2 separate regions of the Homo sapiens genome follow, and region 1 is linked to region 2. Evidence: chromatin loops called from intact Hi-C (ENCODE). Cell type or tissue: PC-3. All regions are shown on one strand. Links, peaks and the distances in the headings refer to the core of each region. The heading gives the core; the rest is flanking DNA.

Region 1 (5,389 bases), core at 249-5,248, 56 kb before region 2:
TTTTTAAAAGGAGGTTTCCAGAATAGCATCTGAATTATTTAGAATAGCCTGAATTATCCCTTTATACTTTTTGTCACTATATATTCCTCCTCAAATTTTGTAAAAGTACACAAGTGAAAAGGTGATTTTAGACACACCAAGAAGTTTTAAAGCCCCATTATTACAGAAAACTGAAAGTAATCTTCAAAATATTAGTACCAGTTTTAAATTATATTGGGGCATTCAACCCATCTACCACTTTTAGCTTAGCTAGAGAGGACTGATTTGCTGTGCTCATTGCAATTATGCTGATGTCGTTGAGAGGCCTTAATTATAAAACTTATTTCATTAATCTGCCTCATCCTTAAAGCCCAGTGAAATTATGAAAGCCTTTTCTCTTCTACCCTTGAGCAGTACAACTTACTATTGTTTAAAAAAAACACAAAAAAACGAAAACAAAACAAAACAAACAAAAAACCAAAAAAACAAAAACAAAAAACACCAAAAAAAAACCACCACCACCACCAAAAATATTCTGGAAAAGCTGTATATAAGTTAAATCACATATCCCATTGAAATTAAAACAATAACAAATGTTCTGTTTTAATTTCTGAATGATTTACAGTTGGCATTGATTTCTAGCTGATACTTAAAATGTTTAAAAATTCAAAATTCCTCTATACCCAAGTAGTGCATAATGTGCAGCAAATAAATAATACTAAGAGGTCCATTCAAAAGAATTACTTAGTTTCAGGTTTTTTTGGTATTATAATCACTCTGTAGTTAATTTGTTTTGAAGGTTTGAGCTTTACTGTCATACTTTCTTCATGCAAACACACTTATATCTATCTACTTACTGCTTTCTAAGTAGTGGAATCTAAGCCAGTGGGTCAAGGATTTTAAGATGAAGGAGGCTTATTTTCTCTTCGACTATCATCATGTACCAGCTAAGTACTCTCCTAGGAGAAGAATGACAAGACACCCTTTCTACCCTTTTCCTGTGAGGATATTGGAAAGGTAAGAGGTCCTTATCTTGTGGTTTCTAGTTAACATTTTGTAAACCTAATTATTCTCTCCTCTTTTTACACCCCACTCCACCCCTGAAAGAAAAGTTACACTTTACCCAGGACTAGAGACTTCTGGTGGGAATGACTTTACGGAGAATTCCCAAATTCTTCTCAGAGAGACTTGGGAAGACATCAAGGGCTGAAAGCCAGCCCCTAGGCGCTGAAATGTGAACTGGATCCATTATTAGAATCTGAAGTAATTTGCCAGGCATGCTGGAGTGGTTCTCATTGGTAATCTGGGTTTTGGTAGAGTTGAATGATAAAATTAGACAACCTGTTTCATAGGCAACACATGAATCTACTTAACATTGATGTGCCAATGAGTTTTTCCCCAGGTGCTTTACATTAATCTTTCAAAACTCTGACCTAAAAGACTTGCTTTCAAAATATACTGAATAGAGGTTTATGAATTTAGAATGCAATTAGATTCAGATTAATTGTGACTTTGAAGGCTTGATTTGGTCCAAGAAATACAAGACCAAGTCCTCAAATGCAGGGCTTTTGCATTTATGTCACTGAATGTTACAAAGCTTGCCTACTTGTCTCACTGGAGTTGGGAGATACCCTTCATGACCAGGTTGGACCATCAGCATCTCTCTTTGGAGAATGCATGCCCTCTGTTTCTGTAAACTCCTTATGTGGTTCAGAAGAAGAAAACAGTAAGTGAAGAGTTATGACTTAAGCACCTAAAGGTCTATCTTTTGGATTTAAAAAGTACAAACAGCTGTGCTTCTGACAAACTGCCCATGGAAATGCAGAACCTGATGAGAAGTGAGATAGCAAAGGTTGTGCATGCGTGGCACAGGAGTTGGGGTGGGGAATGTGAACTCAGTGTACTTCTCCTAATAAAGTTGTACTTGACCCCTTGACATTTTACATATTCAGACTAGAAAAGGATGAAATGGCAACTTTTGCTTGGGAACCTAACATTATTCATTGTAACAGAACAGTACACCAGCTTATTTTTATCCTTGAAGCAAGATGATATCAGCTATCGAACTTTACACTGATTTCAATTTCCCATAGACTAGACCATTCCTTTCTCTCTTTGCTTTCTCAAGTTTCTTTTTATTTAGTCTTATTCCCTGGATGCCACCCACATTCAACCTGGAGGTGGTATAATCTCAACCCAAATCCAGGGTTCCCTCCAGACCAGACAGCCAGGAATGTGAACCTGCATGCTAAGTGAATTACGAACTCTTTGAAGTGGTAAAGAAAAAAACTGGCCTTCCTCACCTCTTTGAAACCAAAGCCTTCAAATGACCTTTATCGTTCCTTTACTGATTTTAATACATCAGGTTCCACATTAAAACCCAAATGCAGTAGCTAGTTTGACCAAAATTCTTGGTTTGAGATTTCTGGAGCTGCCTAAGCTTTCCCAGAGCTATTTACATGAGGGAGTCTAAGAGCCACCAAAGCCACTATTAGACATCCTGGGCTGGTAAACCATTGTACACTAACCACACCTTTCCTGGATTGGTTACCAGCCCATGGCACACCATGAATCACGACCTGACAGCAATAAATACTCTGTGACAGAGTTCCTTGTACTATTGAGAAGCTGAAAAGACTCACTATATAAACTACAAGGGAACTTGAAACTGCATGAAAGATGAATAAAATGGCATTTTGGATAGAATTTCAGGTGAGCTTGAGGAGGTTAGTCCCAACTGACATATGTACTTCAAAAAATTACTCTGAGTAGTATTGCAAATGTACTGATACCCAGGGTGGCTTTAATTCACTTTTAGCAGCAACATAGTGTTACCCTCATCAGTGGCAGTCTGTCAAGATCATGCCTATAATGTTTTAACCCTTTGCCAAAGGCTTTCAGAAACAAAAAACTAAAGCAGATGTTGAACACAGCAAATTGTATCTCCCTTCTTCTTCCTCCCATTTCCCTCTTGCTATTTTAATTTTTTGAAACCCTGCTTCTGATTTCCTTATTATCATTTGTTGCTTGACCTCCCTCCATTTCTTCAATCTCTCTCAATTTATTTTATTTTTTAATCTTATTCAAATTCCATTATCTTATTAAAGCTTCAGAGGACTAATGTGTTTAATTTCCCTACAGATGCCTGAATTCCTTCATGATTAATGATGGTACACAGTTACCTAAATCTGAAATGTGGGAGTCATCCTGAACGCCTCCATATCTCTCATCTCCATGTCTAACTGTTCATCAGGCTCTTTTTATTCTCCTTTCATTTTATTATTTTCCCCCCAGTTCATCACTCTCCTTTTAATCCCTACAATATCTGCCTTAGTTCACGCCTCCATCCTCTCTTGCCTGGACTCTTAGAAAAATTCTTTCTCATTCTACTCCCACACAAGGCTGCCCTCCCTCTGCTTCGTTACCCTTCTGTCATCCTGAGCATATCAAACCCCAGTTTTTTTTCACTTGTTCCCTATAACCCAAAGATAGAGTCCTAGCTTCCTTCCACTACATGTGGAGTCTCCAAAACCAAGTCCCTGCCTCTCTCTCTGTAGCCTCATCTGCACTGCCTGCTCATCTCCCAACCCACCGCAGCGATAGCAAACTGCCTCCATGCCCCTGTGACTGCACACACTTGTCCTCTGTCAGGAATGCCCTGCATTTCAATGTCTTCTGGGTAAACTGTTTCCTACCTTCCATGTCCAGCTCAGCTTGCCTTCTCTGTGATGCTTCTGCTGATTACCTGCTCCTCTGTGCACTCATGGTCACTTCTTGCCACGCCTGGAACAGTACTGCTCATATTGTCAAAATTATTTGTATGTTGCCAATCCTACTAAACCTTTGAGAACAGGGAACCTGTTGTATTGCGTTCATAGTCTTGGTGCCTAGCACATGGTAAGTATGTTTGCTAAGTAAATAAATTAATGATTGGATGAATGTAGGATGTTATTTAAAAAATCATAAGCTTGAGGAATGGATGGGCAGATATATGCACATATATGAAAAAGCATGTTCAGTAAATGATAATGCTATGGTTTGGTGCAAAAGTAATTTCAGTTTTTGCCATTAAAAGTAATATAATCTAGATGGTGGATGTTCACTGTAAAATTCTTTCAGCTTTGCTGTATGTTTGAAACTTCTAATTTTTTTCATAATGAAATACTGATAGGAGGGAGACCATTACCCAAACCTTGGTAGTCAAAACAATTCTCAACATTCTATCTGTGGCCCATTTAATTCATAGAGATTCAACTGAAAGACTATTTTAGATCTCAATACGTCTCCCCAAATCCTGCCCTGTCTTGGGGTAGAGTTGAAGTGGTTTTTCAGTAGCCTCGTACTATGAGTCATGGGAATCTGACTGTGCTGGAGGAAAGGGGATCCTCTTCCACCTCTTCCACTCTCCTGCATTAACCAGAAACTGCTCCTTCTCCGACTTTCTTTTTTTTTTTTTTTTGAGAGGAGTCTCGCTCTGTCGCCCAGGCTGGAGTGCAGTGGCGCAATCTCGGCTCACTGCAAGCTCCGCCTCCCGGGTTCACGCCATTCTCCAGCCTCAGCCTCCCGAGTAGCTGGGACTACAGGTGCCCACCACCACGCCCGGCTAATTTTTTGTTTTTAGTAGAGATGGGGTTTCACCATGTTAGGCAGGATGGTCTCAATCTCCTGACCTCGTGATCTGCCCGCCTCGCCCTCCCAAAGTGCTGGGATTACAGGCGTGAGCCACCGCGCCCGGCCTCCAACTTTCTTCTTAACTTTTCCTTGCTAAAAGGCATTTCTTTCCTCCATTTTTTTTTTTTTTTTGAGACAGAGTTTTGCTCTTGTTGCCCAGGCTGGAGTGCAATGGCGTGATCTCAGCTGACCGCAACTTCTGCCTCCCAAATTCAAGCAATTCTCCTGCCTCAGCCTCCCAAGTAGCTGGGATTACAGGCATGTGCCACCATGCCCGGATAATTTTGTATTTTTAGTAGAGACAGGGTTTCTCCATGTTGGTCAGGCTGGTCTTGAACTCCTGATCTCATGTGATCCACCCACCTCAGCCTCCCAAAGTGCTGGGATTATAGGCGTGAGCCACCATGCCCGGCCTCTTTTCTTCCTTGATCTGCCTCCTACAAACCGTAACAGACCACGTTTGCATTATTTTCACACTAGAACCTCTTCTCTCTCTCTTTTTATTTATTTATTTATTTTGAGACAGAGTCTCACTCTGTCACCCTGGCTGGAGTGCAATGGTGTGATCATGGCTCACTGCAACCTCGACCTCCCAAACTCAAGTGATCCTCCTACCTAAGCCTCCCAAGTAGCTGGACTACAGATGCGTGCCACCATACCCAGCTAGTTTTTAAATTTTTTGTAGAGAAGGTGTCTCCCTATGTTGCCCAGGCTGGTGTCAAACTCCTGGGCTCAAGCA
Region 2 (5,389 bases), core at 122-5,121:
AGTAGGTCTGTAATGGGGTGCTCAAATTAGCATTTCTAACAAGTTTCTAAATGATGTTGATGCTGCTGGCGGGACCAGACTTTAAGAACCACTTACCGAAACAAATGGCAGCTCTTTACACCATGCCCTCTATATCCCTCATTTGAAGAAGGCAATAGCCTCAAGAATGCTCATAATCACCCACAACCAACCCTAATGTGAGTTCCCAGAACCACCTCCAGTATCTAAGACCAGTAGCTCCAGATCACAGAAAGAAGAATAAATAACAAGGAAGAGAAAGCTCTCCCTTCCAGAGGCTTTTCTCTCTCTTTTTTTTTTTTTTTTTTTTTTTACCCCCTACCACAAGAAATCACTTCTATTTCTCAATGCAAGTGTTATGGAAAAAAATAACACTCATTTAGACTTTTTACTTTCTGACTTCAACAAAATTATATTTTTTTCTTCCAAATTCAGTTCTCATGGCCTTTTTCCTCTTCTTCTTCTTTGCTTTTTTGTTGGATTATCTCCTTTCTGAACAAATAGAATCATAGGATTGAAGGAACATTAAGAATTCATTTAATCCTTTCTTGGTCTCAGACAAGACTGTATCTAAACCATCCCCAAATATAGCAATTTCAGTACAAAGATGAAGCGGCTCTAAGAATTTCCCATTCAACCTTCTGTCGTATGCTAATATGCATCCCCTTAGCTTTCTTTTCTCCAAGCTAATCCACTTTAACTTTAGACTATCCTTATTAGATTTCCTAAACTTCAAATTATTTAAATTATTCTTTAATAAGTTTATCCCACCTTGCCTCAGGGCCTGAATTATGTATGTATTGTTCTAGAAGACTTTTTGTTGGAATATGCAAAGGGAAAAGTTAATTTATAGAATAAAAAGAATTGAATTGGATAAAAGATAGATATATGTATAAATGCCACTAAAAATAATGCAATGGCATATACTTGATCAATTAGTTGCAAATATTTCTTTATTTAAAAATGGTAATGTCCTATGGCTTTAAAAACTTTACATTACAAATCACCAGCCATTTTACACATAAAATGGATGGGAACTAGAGATCTTTTAAAATATGTCACGAATTATACATAACCATGTTTCATGATACTTTACACAGTAGAGTACATTAATATATTATTATTCATCTTTTTTGTTTTTTTCATGTTGTATAGACTTTATATTGAAATTGGAGTTGTAGTTAATCATTGCTTTAATTCTGTATGAGACTAAAAATACTGAATTAGGCTGGGCGTGATGGCCCATGCCCATAATCCCAGCATTTTGGGAGACTGAGGCAGGAGGAATGCTTGAGGCCAGGAGTTCCAGACAAGCCTAGGCAACACAGTGAGATCCTGTCTTTACAAAAATTTTTAAAATTAGCCAGGTGTGGTGGCGTGCTCCCTAGCTACTCAGAAGGTTGAGGTGGGAGGATCACTTGAGCCCAGGAGGTTGAGGCTGCAGTGAGCCATGATCGTGTCACTGCACTCCAGCTTGGGCAACAGAGCAAAAACCTGTCTCAAAAAAAAAAAAGTAATAAGTAATAAAATAAAATAAAAATACTGAATAGATTATATGTTAATTATTTCTCTAAAAATAACCTCTCTGATTTAAGACTTGAAAATCAGAAGATGCAAATACAAGACAGGATGAAGTCTATATAAAAATCATATATTTCTGCATAGTTTAAAAAAGGAGTATAGGTAATGTATTGGATGATTTACTTTATTTTAATTTTTCCCAAAATAAATATCACTATTTAAAATTTAATCTTTGCTTCTGGAATGGTGAGGTGATCTAGTCCAGCCTAGGCCTGAAGGACAGGTTTGTTTCCTTGCCTGTTAGGATCAAGGTGTACGGTGGAGGCGATGCATTTAGTCTCCAGAGAGAAGGAAGATGCTGCTTGCACAGCACTTCTACTCACCAGTCCATGCAGCAGCAAGGGTGTTGGCTTTGAAGGAAGCCAACTGTCCTGCTCTCCCAGCCAGAGGTAAAGAATTGCATTGGTGGCCACTAGAGGGAGGAGGATTAGGAATAGAGTAAATTGTAGGGAAAAGGCACCCATGAAAAACGCACATGGGACAACCAACACATCACCAACCACCGCCTAGCAGCTACCTCTGAGGGACTGTAATGGGGTCAGTATACACCATTAACCCAGAACCCAGATACCAGTAATTATTGTAGCATCCCAGTATACAGCCCCTTAACTTTGATGGCAGGAGAAGGGAGTTTGAATAGGATTGTGGCAAACACACAGGCACACAAACACACACAACAAGCACACAGCCGTACATTCTCATCTCCCATTACAAGAAGTTGCATCTGTGATGTCTGATTCTTGCTCATTTTCTTTTTTAAAACTTTTGATGTTCTTTACCAAGAATGTGTTCACGAAAGGCAAACAGCCCACCTTCAAGATAGTCTTGGGAGAAGCACCAGCAGAGACACTCATTGTGCCAAGATGTATTTTACCAACAAATCTGCACAAATTACATGAGGTTGAAAACAAATGGAATATAATATAATTAAAGCAAAGTTTCTTTTGCTAAATTACAGCTTGAAGCAAACCTGCAAGAAATGTTTCCAATTAGCTTTTTTAACAAACACAAAGCATAGCTCAGAATGTGTTTTGTTCTCCATCTTGCCCTCTGGGTGGGCTGCCTAGTGGGCATCTTACCTCCAGCACAAGTAGCTGAGCATTCTGACCAAGGCTGATGATTCCATGTAAAGCCAACTTCATTATCTCCACTGCCAGTTCGAGTGATGGGAACATTGAACTTATACCTAATTCCCAAATTCTGTTCTTGAAGCAGAACCTGCCATTGAAAACAACTGGTGAAGACAATTAAAATACAATGAGCCTTCATTCAGATATTTATTATTCCTTTTGAAGAAGAAAATGTCAAAACAAGTCTTACAGGAAACTTAATATAAAACACATGCATTTATATCAAATTTTCTCCTCCCATTTTCATGGGTATTTTGGAGCCATTGCTTTCATCTGTCTTGTTTGGTTATAAAAATACTATTCAAGCAAGAGCACTATGGCCTTAACTCTGCACAGCTCTAACACCCTTGGGTAAATCATTTTATCTTTATTTACCTTAATTTCATCACCTGTAAAGCAGAGATAATAAAACCTGCCCCTTCCTACCTCACAAGGGGGAATTAAAAACAGAAGAAATACAATGGCAAAGACGCATTTACCATGACGATGAGATTTTCTGAGGTAGGACCTAGAGCTTCCAAGGATTCTGGTTCATCAGTTGGTCTCTTGTAATGAAAAGCTGTCCCAGCAACATCAAATTTCCTAGGCCAGTCAATAGTCCAGGCACCATTAATATAGTAATCATCTCCTTCAGATTTTAAAGCTAGAAAACAAATCACAATTCACCTAAAAATGTGAAATTTCATTTACCAAAGTGTCACTGATTAATTACTGCAATAAAGTATACAATGAATACCGATTTCCATTTAGAGATGTGACTCTTGACCATATTCTTAAGTACAAATTAAAATGGTATTTTTCATGTGAATGGTAAGAAGATATTACTTAAGTATTTATAATGTCACTAATAGAAAGCAACGAAAGGTTAACCTGGAGGAATAAACATGTGGAAGTAACAAGGAAAATTATGAGAAAAGGAATAACTAGGGATGAGACTTAACATGAGGGTGGGGAGCAGGCTTTCCTTTCCAAATACTGAAATAGTAATTAAATGGATATGGGGTGGGGACAACCTGTTGCACTTGGACACAGACTGATCGACAGAACACGAATCAAAGAGATTTAAGAAATAGACCCAAGTTCATATGGGAATTCTGTTTATGATAAAGGAAGTATCTTAAATTAGTAAAGGAAAGAACAAGAAATGGGGCTAAGGCAAAAGACTATTCTTTTGGCAAAAAAATGCTGAATTTATATTTCTTTCTTTATATAAGAATAAATGCCACAATTCAACTCCTAGGCACATATCCAAAAGAATTGAAAACAGGTACTCAAACAAATACTTGGACACACATATTCATAGTAGCACTATTTCCAGTAGCACCAAATCAAAACAACACAAATGTTCATCAGTGGATGAATAAATAAACAAATTGTGGTATTATAATGTAACAGAATGTTATGCAGCCATAACAAGTAATGAAGTATTGATAACAAGCTATAATGTGATGAAACTCAAAAACATTAAATGGAAGAGACCAGACAGGAAAGATCACATATAGTATGCTTCCATCTATATAAAATGTCCAGAGTAGGTAAAAAGCCACAGAGACAGAAAGCAGATGGGTAGTTGCCAGGGGATGGGGAATGGGGAGAATGGGGATTCACCTGCTTAATGGATATGGGTTTTTTTCTGGGGTGATGTAAATGTTTGGAATGTTTCAAACGCCACTTAATTGTTCACTTCAAATGGTTAATTTTATGTAATGTTAATTTCACCTCAATAAAAACAAAGTTAAAAAAAGAGAAAGGATAAATGCCAGATGGGTAAATATTTAAATATAAAAATAGTTAAATCTTAAAATGTCAGGAGAAAATATAAAAGAACTTTTTTTCTCATAATATTGTGTTGTGAAAAATTTCTAAGCATGACAAAAAACTCAGAAAAAATATTGATAGATAAACATGCATACTTTAAAAAAATCTCTTACAAGAAATACACACACACACACACACACACACACACAGTTTAAAAGCACATGTAGCTGAAAAAGTATTTTTAGTACTACCGTACAAAAACTCCTATAAACAAACAGGAAACAAATAAACATGTCAGCTTAATATTTTGTTAGTATGCTAGCTGACTGCAAAAACTTTGATTCGTCAGACCTGATAAACAAGTAGCCCAAAAGGACTAAAGGGTCATGGTGCAGAGTCTCTGACTCCCTAGACCTCCAGCTCTTGTCCTTCATACTACAGACCATTGTCATCTCCCGACCCCCATTTGCCTGGCAAAAATATTTGTAGTTTCTTAACTTCAGACATGTTTTGAAGATTCATTTAATCTTCAAAATAAATCTAATTAACCTTTTGAGATAGGAACAAGCAAATAGAAGAAATACCTGGCCTTGAACTTTTTGTGTACTTAAAATTTTTTATTTTCAACTCTCACTTGCAGTGGTTTTCTGTCTAGTTTAAAACATTTGGTTTTATAAGGACATCTGAGACTGTCATATATGAAATAGTAAAAATAAAGATAAAAACAACTATGTGGCTTTAAATTCTCCTTCAGTTTGAGCTCTCACTTCCTTTTTTTTTTTTTACAACTACTAAATGAAGGAATTCTAACACCTCTTGGCTGCTAGGAATATATAACTAATGGTGCCATAATGTAGCTCAGAAAAACACCAACCATTTAAGAGGCATTAAGGAAGAATGAC

What was found. A loop is a pair of places that touch in the nucleus more often than their neighbours do. Peaks named below come from ENCODE experiments on the same cell type or tissue, not always from the same donor. Only the 100,000 strongest peaks of a DNase experiment are listed, where the experiment ranks them.
Region 1: a loop joins it to region 2, with 2.5 times the contacts of the local background. A loop is called at or near these places in 3 of 110 quality-filtered maps.

The regions. Positions count from the first base shown.
Region 1 is chr5:65,155,888-65,161,276 of GRCh38, forward strand. The region is part of intron 24 of ADAMTS6 (ADAM metallopeptidase with thrombospondin type 1 motif 6); the gene reads right to left. Among named protein-coding and RNA genes, the nearest start is that of ADAMTS6, 320 kb to the right of the region's middle. In PC-3, for the core only: no CTCF peak of the experiment used is centred there; a DNase peak (open chromatin) is centred at 2,534; H3K27ac peaks cover 1,528 bases.
Region 2 is chr5:65,212,116-65,217,504 of GRCh38, forward strand. It overlaps ADAMTS6 (ADAM metallopeptidase with thrombospondin type 1 motif 6), which reads right to left. Exons shown (of 25, transcript NM_197941.4): 19 at 3,209-3,372; 20 at 2,679-2,817. Among named protein-coding and RNA genes, the nearest start is that of ADAMTS6, 270 kb to the right of the region's middle. In PC-3, for the core only: CTCF peaks have their summits at 2,014 (motif pointing right) and 2,218; no DNase peak of the experiment used is centred there.